Regions from separate parts of the Homo sapiens genome. Here region 1 is linked to region 2. A link is a contact called in ENCODE Hi-C or POLR2A ChIA-PET data. All regions are on one chromosome and are shown on one strand. The core of a region is the stretch at or near the end of the contact, and the rest is flanking DNA. Distances in the headings are between cores, read along the strand shown. Region 1 overlaps KIF11 (kinesin family member 11). Region 2 holds the start of HHEX (hematopoietically expressed homeobox).

Region 1 (3,924 bases), core at 818-3,317, 45 kb after region 2:
ATTTTTATGAGTTCGTAAGTTTTAATATATTTGATATGTTTTAATCCATTATGGCCATTATTCTTTTTGATGCTCAAATTATGCCACCTTTGAAGATGGGGAGGTTGGCTACTAAGACCTTTTGACAACCTCAGAAATCTTTAACAGCTTCCTTACTCTCTGGTATGACAAGATCTCTAGGCTCATATATTATACATTTCCTATCACAAATCTGAAATTAGCTATTTGTATACAAACTCTAGTTCCTTTTAGTGAAAACAGCTTATATAGATTAAAAATTTTAATTCTTTGTACCTACTTCCTGAGAATGTTAGTAAAATCCTATTAATGCAAAGAAAGAAAAAACCAAGTTACAAAGGGCTCATGCAAGCGTTAAGTTCAAGCAAATCCATAAACCTATCAAGTATCCTTTAGTTACCAGAACAATAACCTAAATACTTAAAATAATAATAGGTTTGAATGTACTTGGAGAAAAGTAAAAAGCAAAGATAGGCCGGGCGCAGTGGCTCATGCCTGTAATCCCAGCACTTTGGGAGGCCGAGGCGGGTGGATCATGAGGTCAGGAGTTTGACACCAGCCTGGCCAATATAGTGAAACCCCATCTCTACTAAAAATACAAAAAAATTAGCCGGGTGTGGTGGCAGGTGCCTATAATCCCAACTACTCGAGAGGCTGAGGCAGGAGAATCGCTTGAACTTGGGAGGCGGAGGTTGCAGTGAGCTGAGATCGTGCCATTGCACTCCAGCCTGGGCAACAGAGTGAGACTCCATCTCAAAAAAAAAAAAAAAAAAAGCATATATAAGTGGAAGGTATTACATATCAAAAGACAGGGTGCCCTTCTTTGAAGAAACTACTAAGTCAGAAACCAAGGATAAATACAGGAAAGAAACTGTACAAATGTTAAATTAATTCCAAGATTGAGAAGACATATAACAAAGCACAAAACGAGATCATCTGTAAGCATACCAAATATTATACTTAAAAGTTTAAGTCATTATAGCTTAAAATATCATTTGTTTTGAAATCTATTCTTAGCCAAGAATATTTAACTTTCTGATTATTATTCTCCCCAAAGTAAGTTCCACTTACAAAGTTATTACCTCCAATAAGTTGTGAAGTTCCTGTTCCCTTTCATTTAAGGAAGATACCCACTGTTCAGAAAAATAAACTGTTCTTGTGTTCAGAGATTCACATCTCTGTTCAGTCTCTTGAGATATTTTTTCCAGGTTGCCATTGAGTTTATCAGAGTGTTTCACAGATTCTTCAACCAATTTTGTACCTTCTTGGTTAAAATTTCTGAGTTCCTGTGAGAAGCCATCAGAATCAGCACAAAATTTTTGACTGTGAAAAGTCATTTTGTTGACTATATCCTTAGATTTCCTATAGGAAAAGAGAATGACACTGTTGAAATGGGGAATTAAGACTCAAAGGATATATAACTTCCCAAGATCACTCAGCTCTTAAGTGGCAGATCTGAACGTGGACAGTCTGGCTCCAGGGCCCGTGATCTTAGTAAATCTTCTGCATTGAGAATGGATGCCTTGGCCACTGTCTTTTCACAGCATTGCCATTAAATGACCTTTGAAAGGATCATCTTTGCTCATGAAACCTTTCACAACCCTCCTCCAGTTATGATGCTTTCAAAATCTGTCTACTTGTTTTATTCCTCTTACTAGGCAATGTTACTTCAGGGCATCTACTACAGCCTCTTGTCTAGTCCCTAAATTGGACAATCAGTCATTTATTCTGTTATTAAGCAGTTTCCCTTGCCTAGTATGTAAAACAAATCATGAACATTACAAATGTTATGTTTAAATTAGCTATAAAGCTTTCTAATAATTAAAATTATATTGGGGTGTGACAAATTATACATATAGAACAATGTAACATAAACTTGATATAATATTAATGTTGGTTAGACATACATTTAAAATTCATTGATAATTTCCATCTCGGTAAGTTGCCCTATAATAGCATTCCAAGTTATCTTACAAGATTTAAACCTTGTGGAATGAAGTGACTCTCTATTACCACTAGATGGTACACCACGTGGGTAAACCAAGTGAGTCAGCAAAGATGTTAAAAACCAAACCTACACGTGAAAGTCACAATGACTGAAAAAAGGGCAAGGCATAGTGGCTCACACCTCTAATCCCAGCACTTTGGGAGGCCGAGGCAGGTGGATCACCTGAGGTCAGGAGTTAGAGACCAGTCCGGCCAATATGGTGAAGCCCTGTCTCTATTAAAAATACAATAAATTAGCCGGGCGTGGTGGTGGGTGCCTGTAATCTCAGCTACTTGGGAGAGAGTGAGGCAGGAGAATTGGTTGACCCTAGGAGGCAGAGGTTGCAGTGAGCTGAGATTGTGTCATTGTACTCCAGCCTGGGCGACAGAGCAAGACTCTGTCTCAAATAAAAAAAACAAAACAAAATCTCACAACTTAATGGGAAGACGAGATTGAGTTAAAAGTACTATAAGCCATGACAATAAATGCCAAACGCAGTTATGTGCAGTGTGTACATAAACATCACCTAGATTCCTGGGTGATGAATACAAAGTCCCTAGACCATACTGGGAAACTCTGGTGTAGACAATAAATGTCAGGAAAGCAGGAAAAATGATTTGCATGGGCCTTAAGAAAGTATATCATACTTCCCTTCCTACTTCAATCCTACTCTAGTATTTCCTCCACGGCTATGGAATGGCCTAGAAATCCATCAGTCTAGATACTAGGAATAAAAAGTAGGACATACTTTTTTGATTCAGCATATAGGAAGAGTTCACAATGGAACATGCTATACTTAACAGGATCAAAAACAGGGTTGAAAAACAAATGACAGAAGTTAGGTAGGGATATATAAATGATAGCTAGAGTTCCAGAACAGCACTGTTCAACAGAAGTATAATAGAAGCCACATATGCAATTAAAAATTTCTGAGGCGGGCAATCACAAGGTCAGGAGTTTGAGACTAGCCTGGCCAATATGGTGAAACCCCCGTCTCTACTAAAAATACAAAAATTAGCCGGGCATGGTGGTAGGTGCCTGTAATCCCAGCTACTTGGGAGGCTGAGGCAGGAGAATTGCTTGAACCTGGGAGGCAGAGGTTGCAGTGAGCCAAGATTGCACCACTGCACTCCAGCCTGGGTGACAGACCAAGACTCCCTCTCAAAAAAAAAAAAAAAAAAATCTAGTAGATACATTAAAAAAGAAAATAGATAAAGCAATTCAAGTAACAATGTATTAGGTGTTTATTGCACATATAAACACCTAAGTAAAACATATGAAAATAATGACAAACGGGAAAGAGGAAACAGGAATATACTATTATAATGTCCTTTCACTACACATGAAACAGCAAATTATTTGATAATGGATTCAAATTATCTTAAAATGTATACAAATTCAAATTATCTTAAAATGTATACTTTAAATCCTAGACATACTACTAAAAAGGGAATATTTAAAAAGTATAAATAAGTCAATGGAAGAGATAAAAACATAAAAAGTGCTCAATTTAAATGAGGAAAGGCAGCTGGGTGCAGTGCCTCACACCTATAATCCCAGCACTTTGGGAGGCCAGGGCAGGTAAATCACTTGAGGTCAGGAGTTCGAAACCAGCCTGGCCAACATGGTGAAACCCCATCTCTAGTAAAAATTTAAAAATTAGCTGGGCATGGTGGTGTGTGCCTGTAGCCCCAGCTACTCAGGAGGCTGAGGCAGGAGAATCACTTGAACCCGGGAGGCAGAGGTTGCAGTGAGCCAAGATTGCACCACTGTACTCCGGCCTGGGCCACAGAGCAAGACTCTGTCTCAAATAAATAAATAAAAATAAAACATCATAGATTATAAATTTGATGAAAAAGCAAGACCCAACTACATGCTGTCTATAAGAAACCCACTTTAAATATAAAGACTTAGACCAA
Region 2 (3,421 bases), core at 302-2,801:
CCTCCCCTGTTAACGGTGAGAAGGTAAGGTAAAGGGCTGAGCTAGAGCCCGCGCCGTAATAATGGAGACATTAAAATGCTAATTAAGACGTTAATTGTTTTCAGGGTCCCTACTGAAGCTTCCAATAACAGAGTTCATTTAAAACTCTAGAGGCGCCCCGTTTCCTTATTTACCCTAGGGCTCCAGACCTCGAAGGCGCCAAGGGTCACCCACAGCGCGGACCACGGGCGGCTTATTTGTTAGGCCGCACATTGAGGGGACAAGCCCCGAAGTTCTGGAATATATGCCCTATGTGTCCCTGCTTCCCTTCCTAACTGGCGACCAGGAGCTGCTGCTTCCTACTCCCAAAGTAGTGTCGGTCGGTCCGTCCGTCCGTCTGCAGGCCTGCACCTCAACGCTTTGAAAGCTAGCATTGTTTTTTCGAGATTTTGCTTGCGTCAGGCTTCAGACTGGTGCAAAACAGCCTCGAAAAAAAATAGGAAGCAACTGGTTATTTTAGCTGCCATAAAGTCACATCCCACACAGAGGAAATGAACAATATCAGAAAAACGGATCCCGGCTATCAGAAGTCGAGTGTTTCCTGAATTTGTCTGTATTGAGGATGTCGATAAAATAATCAGCAGCGTGCACTACTCCGGGGGAAGGGTCTGCTTCATGCAGCCAGGAAAACACTTAACAGCTTCTGAAACCAGATTTACTCCTATCGAGAACTCAAGATTTCCTGTATGAACGGAAAGGGTCAGGCTCTTTCACTGCACAAGCCTGTTGAACCAGGTCCAGCCCCGTAGCCACCCGGGCCCGGCTGCGATCCCTGCCCCACGGGGGCCGGCCAGGGGCGCCTCGACGCCCCTTTCCCCGTCCCTCCCGCTAAGGGAGCCCCACCCCGGGTAACACGCGCGGTCCACGGCTGCCCTCGCCGCGAGGTCTACCGCCGGCCCGCGCGCCCCGACGCCTGCAAGGTGCAGGAAAACCAATCTGAGTCACGGTGCGGTCAGCCCCGGCCGCGCGCCTCCCGTCCCCGCGCGTGCCCGACAGCTGCTTTTCCATCGCTTTTGCCACAGCCGTCTACCGCCTGCCCCCTTCGCCCCCTCGGCCTCCCGGGCGCTGCCACCTGCCGGGTGGCGCTTCCTCGCCCCCACCCTCGCCCGGCCGCCTTACCCAGGGGGTCGTGGCGGAGCAGGGCGTGCGTGTAGTCGTTCACCGTCCGCGGGAAGGGGTACAGAGGGCCCCCGAAGCCGCCGGGTCCGTAGGCAGCGGCCAGCGCGGCGGCGGAGTGGTGCGAGAAGGCTGGATGGATCGGCGTGGGCTCGTACACCGGGGTCCGGTAGGGGGACACGAGGCTGGTGAAGGAGGAGTTGGGGGACGGCAGCGTGGGGGCGGGCGTGGGCGCGGCGGGCCCGCGGCCCAGGATGTCCTCGATGTAAAAGGGCGTCGGGTGTGCGGGTTGCAGCAGCGGCGTGGGCGCGTACAGCGGCACCCCCACGGCGCCCGCCGCCGGCCCGGGGTGCGGGTACTGCATGGCTCCGCCGCGCTCCGGCCCCTCGCAGAGCTGCTGGCCCGCGCCGCGGCGCTACATTTATCCGCGCTCCGCGCTCCCGGCGATAGGCTCCGCCGGCCGCGGGGTGGGGCCGCGCTCGCTGGCCCCTTCCTGCCGCCGGGCCCTGCGGCCAATGGCGCGGGGCCCCAAGAGCAGCCGCCCGCCCCCACCCCGGCCCGCCCCGCCGGCCAAGCTCCCCGCCCCCGGGACGCGCTTGCTACCAGGCTCCGGGGAACTGGCGCCCTGGTGCCCCGCCGCGGCTGTCGCCCCTGGGGACTCCAGGCACCCCGGCCGAGGACGCCCTCGAGGGAAGCCCTGGGCCGCGTCCGTCGGGGGAGGCGCGAGGAAGACCGCCTTCTGGAGTGCGGGCTCCAGCGGCCCTGTCCGCGGCCCCGAGGCACCTCTGCCGAAATTCGGGGGCGCCGTCCAGGCCTGGGCCCGGGGTGGCAGCAGCTGTTTCCAGGCGGGGAGCAGCGGGACTCGGCGGGAGCAGAGGCCGCTGGCCTAAGACGCCTCCTCGGTGGGTGCGCTCCCTGGATTAACAGTGGCGCTGGCTGTCACACCGGCCGTTTCCCGAGCTCAGAGCGGGACAGTGCCCTGGGTTCCTAGGGCTGCTCGGCGGCCCTTAGCTGCGGCCCGGCGGGATTCGGATGGCTGGAGTTCAGGTGCTGCGGACTCTTGGCCGCTCCACCTGGTTTCATTTGGAGGCCTCGGACTCAAGCCACTTCCGCGAGGATGCTGGCAGAAGCCGCTGCGAGCAGCAATCAAGGGGAGGCCCGGGTCCTACAGCGCCGGGCAGAGGCTGTGCAGTCTTCAATCCAGTGGGGGCCGCTCCGTGTCTTTTCTGCTGGCTCTTGAGGGTCGCAGCTGTGCGCAGTCTGGCTCTCTGGTTTTGCACGTGTTTTCTATTGAAGCAGTCCGTACTGCTGGCCCGTATGGCCTCGGCTCTGTGCGGCTCCACTCGCCTCCGGGGCAAGGGGGCATTTTCTTGATTGACGCCCTCCTGCGGTCGTCACACCTCGCGGTGAGCCGTTTCTGCTAAGGTCCTCCATTAATCATGGAAATGGAAAGACTTCCCTGCTTTTTCTATTGAGACTTCTCAGGTTTTAAAGTTTATAATTTGGAACTATTTGTCCAAACACAGCGGGACCACAGTAGGAAGAGGCGTGGACTGTGAGCCTGACCGCCTGTTCGAGTTTCACTTCGCACATTTTTGTTGAGCAACTACTGTGTGCCAGCAGTGAAAAGGACAGATGTAGTCCCTCTCCTCATGGAGACAGGAAACAAATTTTAATATATGTATGTGCTAGGAAGGAGATGTACATAATGGTCTAAAACCTGTAACAAGGGGACATCACCTATCTGGGGGACATTAAGGAAGGGAAAAGCTTCCCAAGAATTGATGTTTGAAAAGTGAGTGGGTGTCAGCAAGCCCAGGGTGCTTGGACATTCCAAGTCCGGAGAATAGCATGTGAGCGTTGTTAGTTAATGCAACTTCCGTCAAGTCACCATCCCTGAGTTTTTCTCATCTGAAACGTTTGAGACTTGGCCTAAAGGCTCCTGATCTTTTTAGGGTATTGTTAATAGGTATCTTTCAGAATCTAATGACAGACAAGAGCTACAAGCCCAGACAAACTCAGAAGTGTACTACACTATCATTCGAGTTAAAGCATGTTGGGGGTAGGTAAGAATATAATTGCTCTATTATACAGTACATATAAATCATAAATTTTTATATTACTCCATGATATAAACTATCTCTGGAAGGATAACGAACATTGGCTGACTATGAAGAAAGGGGTGGGATTGGAGGGGGCATGTATAGCTGTGAATATCTGGAGACTTGCACTAGATGGATGTATGACCTATTCGTCGTATAAGTAA

What was found. Hi-C counts contacts between places; a loop is a spot of excess contacts on that map. ChIA-PET counts read pairs that join two places held with the same protein, here RNA polymerase II (POLR2A). Pooled maps may share reads with other maps.
Region 1: a loop to region 2 is called in a pooled map, with 3 times the contacts of the local background. The contact joins the enhancer-like site here to the promoter of HHEX in region 2. A Hi-C loop is called at or near these places in 2 of 50 pooled maps. POLR2A ChIA-PET finds 5 or more read pairs at or near these places in 3 of 52 experiments (Caco-2, H1 and HEK293T).

The regions. Positions count from the first base shown.
Region 1 is chr10:92,642,819-92,646,742 of GRCh38, reverse strand. It overlaps KIF11 (kinesin family member 11), which reads right to left. Exons shown (of 22, transcript NM_004523.4): 18 at 1,101-1,380. Among named protein-coding and RNA genes, the nearest start is that of HHEX, 45 kb to the left of the region's middle. Within about 2 kb of position 2,067, at least 3 of the 41 ENCODE cell types and tissues checked have a DNase peak (open chromatin) inside an H3K27ac peak, as active enhancers do.
Region 2 is chr10:92,688,085-92,691,505 of GRCh38, reverse strand. It overlaps HHEX (hematopoietically expressed homeobox), which reads right to left and starts at 1,551. Exons shown (of 4, transcript NM_002729.5): 1 at 1,159-1,551. The coding sequence starts at 1,519. RefSeq lists an enhancer at 1-240 and silencers at 771-920, 931-1,010, 1,431-1,750, 1,821-2,060.